Linked DNA regions of Homo sapiens: region 1 is linked to region 2. The links are chromatin contacts, found by Hi-C or POLR2A ChIA-PET in ENCODE. All regions are on one chromosome and are shown on one strand. Each heading gives the region's core, a stretch centred on a gene start or an enhancer-like site at or near the end of the contact. The rest is flanking DNA. Distances are from core to core; before and after follow the strand shown.

The links. A loop is a pair of places that touch in the nucleus more often than their neighbours do. ChIA-PET counts read pairs that join two places held with the same protein, here RNA polymerase II (POLR2A). Pooled maps may share reads with other maps.
Region 1: a map with no recorded cell type shows a loop between it and region 2 (10-fold over the local background). The contact joins the enhancer-like site here to the promoter of BDH1 in region 2. A Hi-C loop is called at or near these places in 2 of 37 single-sample maps with no recorded cell type and 5 of 50 pooled maps. POLR2A ChIA-PET finds 5 or more read pairs at or near these places in 1 of 52 experiments (WTC11).

Annotation. Positions count from the first base shown.
Region 1 is chr3:197,845,266-197,850,218 of GRCh38, forward strand. It overlaps LRCH3 (leucine rich repeats and calponin homology domain containing 3), which reads left to right. Exons shown (of 21, transcript NM_001365715.1): 11 at 2,144-2,195; 12 at 2,607-2,756. All of the region lies in intron 1 of LOC105374310 (a long non-coding RNA gene), which reads right to left. Among named protein-coding and RNA genes, the nearest start is that of LRCH3, 56 kb to the left of the region's middle. RefSeq lists an enhancer at 2,938-2,997. Within about 2 kb of position 3,031, at least 10 of the 41 ENCODE cell types and tissues checked have a DNase peak (open chromatin) inside an H3K27ac peak, as active enhancers do.
Region 2 is chr3:197,554,617-197,559,326 of GRCh38, forward strand. BDH1 (3-hydroxybutyrate dehydrogenase 1) reads right to left here and starts at 1,352. Exons shown (of 8, transcript NM_203314.3): 1 at 1,165-1,352; 2 at 1-97.

The DNA of each region.
Region 1 (4,953 bases), core at 1,781-4,280, 290 kb after region 2:
CCAGGCATGGTGGTGCACACCTGTAGTTCCAGCTGCTTGGGAAGCTGAGGTAGGATTGCTTAACTCTGGGAGGTGGAGGTCTCAGCTGAGATCGCACCACTGCATTCAAGCCTGGACAACAGAGTGAGATGAGACTCTGTCAAAAAAAAAAAAAAAAGAAAGAAAGAAAGAAACATAGGTAGAAAGAAGATTTAAAGGAGATACATACATGTTATCTGCATTTTTGTTTTTTATGTCTCAGTATTCCATGCTTTTTCGGGGGAGGGTGCTACTGTCATTCATTCAAGCAATATTTCTTAAGCACTAGAAAGTGCTTAAGAAAGTAGAAAGAAAGTGTGTATTAAAAAATTGAAAAGCGGCTGGGCATGGTGGCTCACACCTGTAATCCCAGCACTTTGGGAGGCTGAGGTGAGTGGATCACCTGAGGTCAGGAGTTCAAGACCAGCCTGGCCAGCATGGTGAAACCCCGTCTCTACTAAAAATACAAAAATTAGCCGAGTGTGGTGGCGCATGCCTGTAATCCCAGCTACTCAGGAGGCTGACGCAGAAGAATCTCTTGAACCTGGGAGGTGGAGGTTGTGGTGAGCGAGATCGTGCCACTGCACTCCAGCCTGGGTGACAGGGCAAGACTCTGTCTCAAAACAAAACAAAACAAAAATTGAAAAGCATTTTTAAAGTTTAGTGTTCAGGTTAGGGCACATAAACACACTTGAGTTGGTTTATTTGGTCCTTTCTATGTTTTGTTTCAGTTCATCTACAGATGGCCGCTAAAAGCTATGGGAAATTTTAACAGTGAAATTAGTAATCTAGGGAGAAAGTTGCAGTTAATTCCTGTTACTCTAAATGTGTAATCAGGGCGTGGCGTGGTGGCCCACACCCGTAATCCCAGCACTCGGAGGCCTCGGTGGGTGGATCACTTGAAAGCTCAGGAGTTTGAGAGCGACCTGGGTTAACCTAGCAAAACCCGGTCTCTACAAAAACTGCAGAAATAAGCCTGGGTTGGTTGACACACACCTGTAGGCCAGCTGTTCGAAAGGCTGAGGCGATATTATCGCTTGAGGCCAGGAGGTCGAATCTGCAGTGAGCCATGATCACGGCATTGCACTCCACCTTGGGCCACAAAAAAAAAAAAAAACAAAAAAAAAACGGCTGGGCGCAGTGGCTCACACGCCTGTAATCCAATTACTTTAGGAGGCTGAGGTGGGAGGATGGCTTGAGGGGCAGGAGTTTGAGACCAGCCTGGGCAACATAATAAGACCCTCATTGCCACAGAAAAATTAAAAAAAAAAAAACAAAAAAAACAAAGACAGCTGGGCGTGATGGCTGGAGCCCAGGAGGTCAAGACTGCAGTGAGCCATGATGATGGGTTTTTTTTGGTTGCCCTAATTAGCACACTGATTTCAGTGCCTGTAGATCAGCCTGATAGGCTAATCATCATAGTTTTGGAGGCCACGTCCTAAACGTCAGACAGTAACTAATCTTGCCAGTTTTAGTTTCAGACACAAAGATGAGTTACAGAGACTTGAGCAATGAAATCTGTTTCAGGAAAAGGATAAATAGTAAACTATAAGAATTAACACTGATAGCAGTGAGAAGGAAGTACTACTTTTTTTTTGTTTTTTTAAGCATTAAAAAGGGCTTTGTATTTTTCTTAAAAATAAAAAAACCAGAATCTTTATTTCTGTGTTAAAATTGCTTCATCGATTGAAAATAAGAGCAGGTGTGCTTTATAAGTACAGTTACGAGGTTCTGTAGTTGATAAAAATGACTGTATGTAAAAGGATCTCAGTTTACATGTATCGTGTTTTAATCATGGTGGTAACGAAGATAATAGTTATTTGTGTTATAAAGAAATGATGCTGTTTGCAAGGTGATCTCAATTAACTGTATTGTTGGTATTGGCTGACATAGACAGTTGATACCACATGAAACGTGAGTTGGAGGCATCAGATTTTCCTCTGGTTTCACTTAATGACTTGGACTTAGGTTTACAAAATGCAGCTACTCCTTCAATGCTAACTAGGCAGTTTGCTACTGATTAATAGAAAGCTACATTTACAATAAAAATTTCATTTGTTTTTTATGTATCTGTTTGTCTTTTTATCAAAGAGTTTTTTTCTTTCTTTTTTCTTTTTTGGGTCAGGGTTCCAGCTGAGCCATCTTCCCTCCTGTCACTATCAGCAAGTCACAATCAGGTAATGTTTAGTAGTTGTGTTTATTTTTGCTTTTTAAACTAAGATGATTTTTTTTCTTTTATAATACTTAAATTGCCATTAATTGCCAGGTATATTTAAGCATTACTAGCTGTCTCAATCGATTAATATAACATATGTACGTGATACTTGCTAACAGTGTTTTTAGACACTAGATAGAAAATCTTTACCTTCATGATGGCTTTATAGTATTAGTTTGGTGCACCAACCTAATACATATAAGAACCGTGCAAAGACGGGAAAAGATTAGCCAATAAACACATTTCAAGCAATGCTAGGTGACTTCAAAGCAAAAGTTGCATGGGTCAACAGTAGTTCCCTAAATTGATAGGGAATATTGGTAACGTGATCCTCATTTTTACTTTTGTATGCACAATAACGCTTTGGTTCCAGCTGTCACACACAGACCTGGAACTTCATCAGAGAAGGGAGCAGTTAGTAGAGCGCACTCGGAGAGAGGCTCAGCTTGCTGCCCTGCAGTATGAGGAGGAGAAAATAAGGACCAAGCAGATCCAGAGAGATGCTGTCCTGGACTTTGTCAAAGTGAGTCGTTTGAATGATGCTGTTCAAGCTGCTGACTGGCTAAGTGCTTATTTGTTTGGTCAGGCCCGTTGGTTTTTATTGTCCATTAAAATGTCGACCATTTTTCTCTCTGTAAGGAATCTTGACTAAATAGAGTGTCTCTTTTACTTGTGTCTATCTGCATGAGGACAGAACAAGTGATTATCTTGTTAACGGTAAATCTGTCATTGGACATGTCACTTTACTATCCAGCTGCCATTTCCTCAATTTCTAGTGTCATAGTAAAGATCAGTAAGATGAAAGTGAAAGTGCTGTGTGAACCATAAAAGGCCCGTGCAGATGCAAACTGTTACTCAGACCTCTCTCCAGCTTCCTCGCTTTTGTAAATAACAAAAGTTTGCTAGCCTCACAGGCTTAATCCTTTGCAGGAACTTTGATTTGTTCCTTTCTGCTCTCCACACACATCCAATTAACAACGCCATTAATATTTCTTAACGTTTTGCAGCCTCTATAGTAGTGCCTGAAATGTTGTCATTTTATTTTACCTGTATTGCTTATCTTTTTGTTCTGAAATCGTCATTTTTTCTTCATAATTAATTATTTGTAATTTTGTTTACTTAATATCTGTCTCTCATTTATCTGTAAACTCCATGAAGGTAAGAACCATGTCTGTTTTACTTACTGCTGTGTCCCTAGACCTTAGCAGGTCTTAGCTCATAGTAATGGTCAATAAGTATTTGTTGAATGATTAAATGAATTTTTCTTGTCCACTAAAGACTTTCCTGTATTTCATACTTTAACTAGAGACCATCTCCTTTAAGTACGATGCGTATGTCTGTTTTACTGTTTTACCTGATAAACTCTTTTTTTCTGAATGTACCAGACCCTTGGCAATGACGTTTAACTCTCTTTCTCACCTGATTCCTCTTCATCCAACAAGTTCCCTTGTCTCTTGTTTTCTATAAAAATGCAGGCAAATCTGGCCGGGTGTGGTGGCTCACGCCTGTAGTCCCGGCACTTTGAGAGGCCAAGGTGGGTGGATCACCTGAGGTCAGGAGTTTGAGACCAGCCTGGCCAACATGGCAAAACCCTGTCTCAAGTAAAAATAAAAAAATTAGCTGGGCGTGGTGGTGCATGCCTGTAATCCCAGCTAACCAGGAGGCTGAAGTGGAGGAATTGTCTGAGCCTAGGAAACGGAGGTTGCAGTGAGCTGAGATCGTACCACTGCACTTCATGCAGCCTGGTTGACAGAGTGAGACTCCACCTCAAAAAAAAAAAAAAAAAAAAAAAAAGTAGGCAAATCTTTTGACCAATAGCAAAAATACTAAAATTAATATTCCTACAAGCAGAAGTTCACAAAGGTACCTCCCTCCCTCAAAACCTTGTCTGCCCTGAGATGTTTCTTCTTTTTGTGCCTTTTCAACCCTCATAAGAATTGTTAATGTACTAATGGCCATGTTCTCTTGTCCTCCTTTATCTCTGTCATTGTATTTTCACACAAGTCATCTAATACTATACATACTATATCTCCTAATTTGTCTAACCATTTCTCTTTCCCTTAAGTCCCTGCTTGATTTGTTACTACATACAAACTTTTTTATATAGTTCTCTTGAAACTAACGGAAATACTTTATTGGTTTATTCTTAATAGGTCATTTGGAGGTGTTCAGGTTTCACAGATGAGGAAGCTGTAGGTCTAGGAAGATTAAGCAATGTGGTCATTTATAGTACATTTGTTTTCTTAATCAGGAGGCAAACCTAGACTTCTGAAAGCCTAACTTGGTTCGTCCATTTGACTTGATAGACCTTTATGGAATGCTGGTTGTACAAGGAATATAAAGATGCATAAAATACAAGCCCTGCCCACCAGGCACAGCTTAGACCTTATCAGGGAAATAAACACAAATAAAACAGAAAATAAGGCAGCTTATAATGAAAGTGCTAGTTTTATATTCAAGACAGTAGAAGACTTAGAGAACAAGTATCATCAGAATTGACCTCAAAAAGAAATTATAGGGACCCTGAAGAGTGAGTAGGTAGGATTTAGCCAGGAAGAAAAGACTGGATGATGGTGTAAAGGGGGGTTCGTTTTAGGCTGAGGAAATCTAAACAGGATGGGAGCTGGGAATGGCCTTGTGTGATTTGTAGATTTAAAATAATGGCACTTGCAGGAAACACCAGCTGGCCTGGAGAGTTTGTATTGAAGACTTATGGGAAA
Region 2 (4,710 bases), core at 102-2,601:
CTCCATAGTGAAATATGTGCTTCTGCAACCCCTCAAAGTAGGAACTGCAGGGTGACTCTGCATCAGCTGACTACAGGCAGATTTCCAGGCTGACTGGCTGGAAAAGAAAAAAAAAAAACGCGGAGTTCGACGCCGCGCGCAGCACCAAACACTTCCCCAGAAGGGCGCAGCCTGGAGGCGGCCGCGCGCAGGACGCACGCCCAAGGCGCCTGGGCCGCTAGGGACCGACCGGAGCGCTCAAACCCACAGGGTATCTATCAGGCGCGCGTCAGCACGTAAGCAGAGCGCGAGAACGCCCGAGACGGCGGCGCAGCCAATCCCAGAGCAGCGCTCCCCAACGGCCGGCCGGAGGGCGGGGAGAGAGGGGGGCTCGGCCAGAGCCACGCTTCCCATTGGTTGAGACAGCACCGCCCAGCCAAAGCCCCCTTGTCCTCGCGCGGGTGCGCCGCCTGGACTCCCACCCTGGCCAGTCCCGGGCCCACCACCACTCTGGCATCCCCAGCCTGTCCCCGCGGCTCCTCCTCCTTCCCCGGCCCTGTGGCCTGCCTGCTGTCCAGCATTCTTCCCCAGGGCGCTGTGGCGCGGAGGGAGGACTCCCCAAACCCCGGGAACAGAGCCTTGCGGAGGACCCCGGAGGAGGAGGAGGAGGAGGGACGCGGACGGGACTGGGAGATTCGGTCGGGAAGGGGACAGGGCCTAGAGCCCGGGGCTAGAAGGCAGGACACCTGGCTTCGGTCTGGGCTCGGCCTTTGACTACGACGTGACCTTGAGGACGGTTCCTTCCCTTCGTGGGGCCTGGGTCCCCTTCAGTAAGATGCGCCGGCAGGAAACGATGAGTCGTTTCACCTGGGAGCTGCAGGGCCGCGTGTTTAACCCAGGGCCTCCTCCTGCCTGGCACATTATTCCGAATAATAAATGCCAGATCATGCTGCTGGAGACGCCGGCAGAAAAGCCGAGAGGGAGACTCCCTGGGGTCTGGGCGCGATCGGCCATCCTACCCTTACCCCGCTGCGGCCGCAGGGCTCGGCCTGTAGGGCGCGAGCCCCCCTTCCCCACCCGTATCCCGGCTTCGGAGCTAAAGGAACACGTGAGGCCGAACCAAACCGAGTAGAGGGCGCCAGGGAATCCCGCCCGAGCTGCAGAGACGCGGACCCCTCCTCTTACCCAAAACCAAATGGGCAGGGGGCTCCGCTGCAGAGGGCTCGCCGAGGCTCTCGCCTTCACCCGGCGCCGCGCAGGTGCCCGCTCTCCTGCGGGGAGAGCCGAGGGGGGGCGCTGCCGCAGGGTCTTTCTGGAAGCCCCTCCACCAGCACTCCTGCGGCCTGCGGCCTCCGCCACCCGGACGCTTCTACACGCGAAGCGCGCGCTGGGGCTACGCTGGGCGGGGCTCACGGCGGCGTGGCTGTCGGGGGGCCGCCGAGCCGCCTCCTCCGCGCTGGGTGCCCGGCTGGCGCTCCTCCCGCCCAAGGTGCCCTGATCGCTAGGCTCCCGGTGCGGCCGTCTCGCCCCTAAGCCGGGCGCCAGATCCCCCGCCGCCTTCTCGCTCCCCGACCGCTGGGCGGGGGCGAGGGCCAGGGAGATGGAGCCAGGTGCGGAAAGGGTTGCAGCCTCGCGGGCTGAGGCCGGAGGGTGAAGGCGCCGCTCCTTGAAGTGAGGAAAACTCCGGTGAGGAAGAGGCTCTTTCCAGGTCCTGTGCGTGTTGCTGTCTTTAGAGCTCATTAGGGTTGGTTGGTTTTTAAATTTCTTTTGATCAGATGAATTTATTTAAAGGCCGGGGGCGGTGGCTCACGCCTGTAATTCCAGCACTTTGGGAGGCTGAGGCAGGTGGATCACTTGGGGTCAGGAGTTCGAGACCAGCCTGGCCAACATGGTGAAAACCAGTCTCTACTAAAAATACAAAAGTTAGCAGGGCGCGGTGGCGCACGCCTGTAATCCCAGCTACTCGGGAGGCTGAGGCAGGAGAATCGCTTGAACCCAGGAGGCGGAGGTTCCAGTGAGCCGAGATTGCACCATTGCACTCTAGCCTGGGCGACAGAGTGCTCCGTCTCACAAAAACAAAAAAATTAAAGATTTGCTTCTCAGGGTCTTTAAAAATAAATTAAGAATAGCAGTTTCCCAGAGTTTTAATAATAGAACAACGGAGGGCCATCGGCCACAGATAAGGGTTTCCTCCCAACCCCACCCCACTGCGCTATCGCCCTGCGCCAGCACACCTCAGTTTCCAGGATGAGAAACAGGCTGAGGAGAGAAGACACCAGGACACATTAGTGGCGAAGCTACGCGAAAGGAAAATAAACCTTGGGGCCCCCAAATCACTAGGCTAAAGGGGAAAGTCAAGCTGGGAACGGCTTAGGGCCAACCTGCCCCCATTCTACTCAAAATCACCCCCTGCTCACTGAGATAAATGCATATCTGATTCCCCCTTTGGAGAGGCTCATCAGAAACTCGAAAGAATGCGACCATTTGTCTCTCATCTACCTATAACCTGGGGGCTCCCTCCTTGCTTCGAGTTGTCCCACCTTTCCAGACTGAGCCAATGTTCATCTTACATATGTTGATTGATGTCTCATGTCTCCCTAAAATGTATAAAACCGAGCTGTGTCCCAACCACCTTAGGCACATGTCAGGACTTCCTGAGGCCATTTCACTTGCGTGCATTCTTAACTTTGGGAAAATAAACTTCCTAAATTGATCTGGCTCAGATTTTGGGGGTTCACAACTATGTTTAGGTAAAGTACAGAGAAGGAATGAATAGAATGAAGAGAATGAATGAAACTTGCAAATACAGGAAGATGAAAACAGGAGGAGGGAAGTACTGGCATGATGAAGATTTAAAGAAAACTGTAGACCGGGTGCGGTGGCTCACGCCTATAATCCCAGCACTGTAGGAGGCTGAGGCGGGTGGATCACTTTAGGCCAGGAGTTTGAGACCAGCCTGGCCAATGTGGTGAAACCCTGCCCTTCGTAGTGGATGCTTGTAATCCCAGCTAGGTGGGAGGCTGAGGCAGAAGAATTGCTTAAGCCTGGGAGGCAGAGGTTGCAGTGAGCTGAGATGGTGCCACTGCATTCCAGCCTGGGCAACAGTGGGAGACTGTCTCAAAAAACAAACAAACAAATAAAACTGTTGGCTCTGTCTGTCCATTCTGTGAGCTTCTGGAGAGCTAAGGCTATCTCCTTTATCCCCAGCTCCTGGCACATACAGCCTTGAAGACTGGGAGAATCAGGAAGGGAGGATGCACTTAGTTTTCTGTTCCCGTTTCACAGATAGACTCAAGCCTGGATTTGCTCCAGTGACGGTGTTTCAGAACATTAGGCATATAGTACCACAGGGTTAAAAATAAATCACTATACTAAAATTACGCCTTGAGGATTATGCTTTGCTAGAAAAGTAGTTAAAGGAAGAATTCTTCTTTACCCCAAGGGAAAAAACATAGATCCTGACTCTGAGAATTAAACTGAATTGTAGTCCTATTTGCATAAGACAGAAAAGGACATTTGACCTTTCTGAGGTTGTATTACACATCTGGCCTTACATCTTCCCAGCCCAGCTTTGCTGTGACAACCAGGTATGAACAGGTGTAACCTGAGAGCACCTTGCCTCAGCTGCACCTGGTATTCTGCGTCTCTGGCACTGCAACCTGGGACCCTTGCAGGAATCCGCTGTCCACTCTGACACATGAGTAAACCTGGAAGTGCAAAGGAACACCTCAAAGGACAAACTTTGACCAAAGGGCAGGCAGGAACTGCAGGAAAAATACTCTGCTCTTCCAGTCTTCCAGTGGGCAATTCTGAGATATGTTCTATGCAGCTCCTAAAATGATAGCATTCTGTTTGCCCATAGTAGTGACCGACTTGATCAACTCACGAATACACCCTTGGATGCCATTCTCTTTCCCTCCTTCCCTATTTGACTCTTCCCAGCCCTCCCCTCCAATTCCTTGGGATTTTGTTATGTAGCTTTAAATGATTCCGAACACTTTCACTTTTCTGTGAGAGTGATATTGTTTTACTGTGATTAGAACATGCAGGGAACTCTCCCTAGCCAAGGGAATGTCATGTCACACCTTATCAGACCCCGCATGGGAGCTACTGACCTCAACCACTGGACTCCAAACACATAGAAACCCAGGATTTTGACAGACGCTTGGAGAGCTTAGGATGTGGCGAGGCCACTCTCTGGAAGCCTTGAAGCTGTTTTTGAAGCCTTGTCTCACAACACTGGCACCGCTCTCTAGCAGCAAGAGACCTCACGTATCTTCATGGATCTCCATTGTATTAGTCAAGCTGTCCCTCCCGAGAACCTCTCCTAGAAAGTAGTGCCTCAAACTCTGATTGGACTTTGCATCCACAAAAGCCTGCTTTCCATCCTAAGTGGGCAATTGAACTTTTTTTTTTTTTTTTTTGAGATGGAATCTCACTCTTGTTACCCAGGCTGGAGTGCAATGGTGCGATCTCGGCTCACTGCAACCTCCGCCTCCAGGGTTCAAGCGATTCTCCTGCCTTAGCCTCCCAAGTAGCTGGGACAGGTGCCCGCCACCACGCCCAGCTAATTTTTGTATTTTTAGTAGAGATGGGGTTTCACCATGTTGGCCAGGGTGGTCTTGAACTCCTGACCTCAGATGATCTGCCCACCTCAGCCTCCCAAAGTGCTGGGATTACAGGCATGAGCCACCATGCTCAGCTTCAACTGAACTTTAATAATTGGACTCT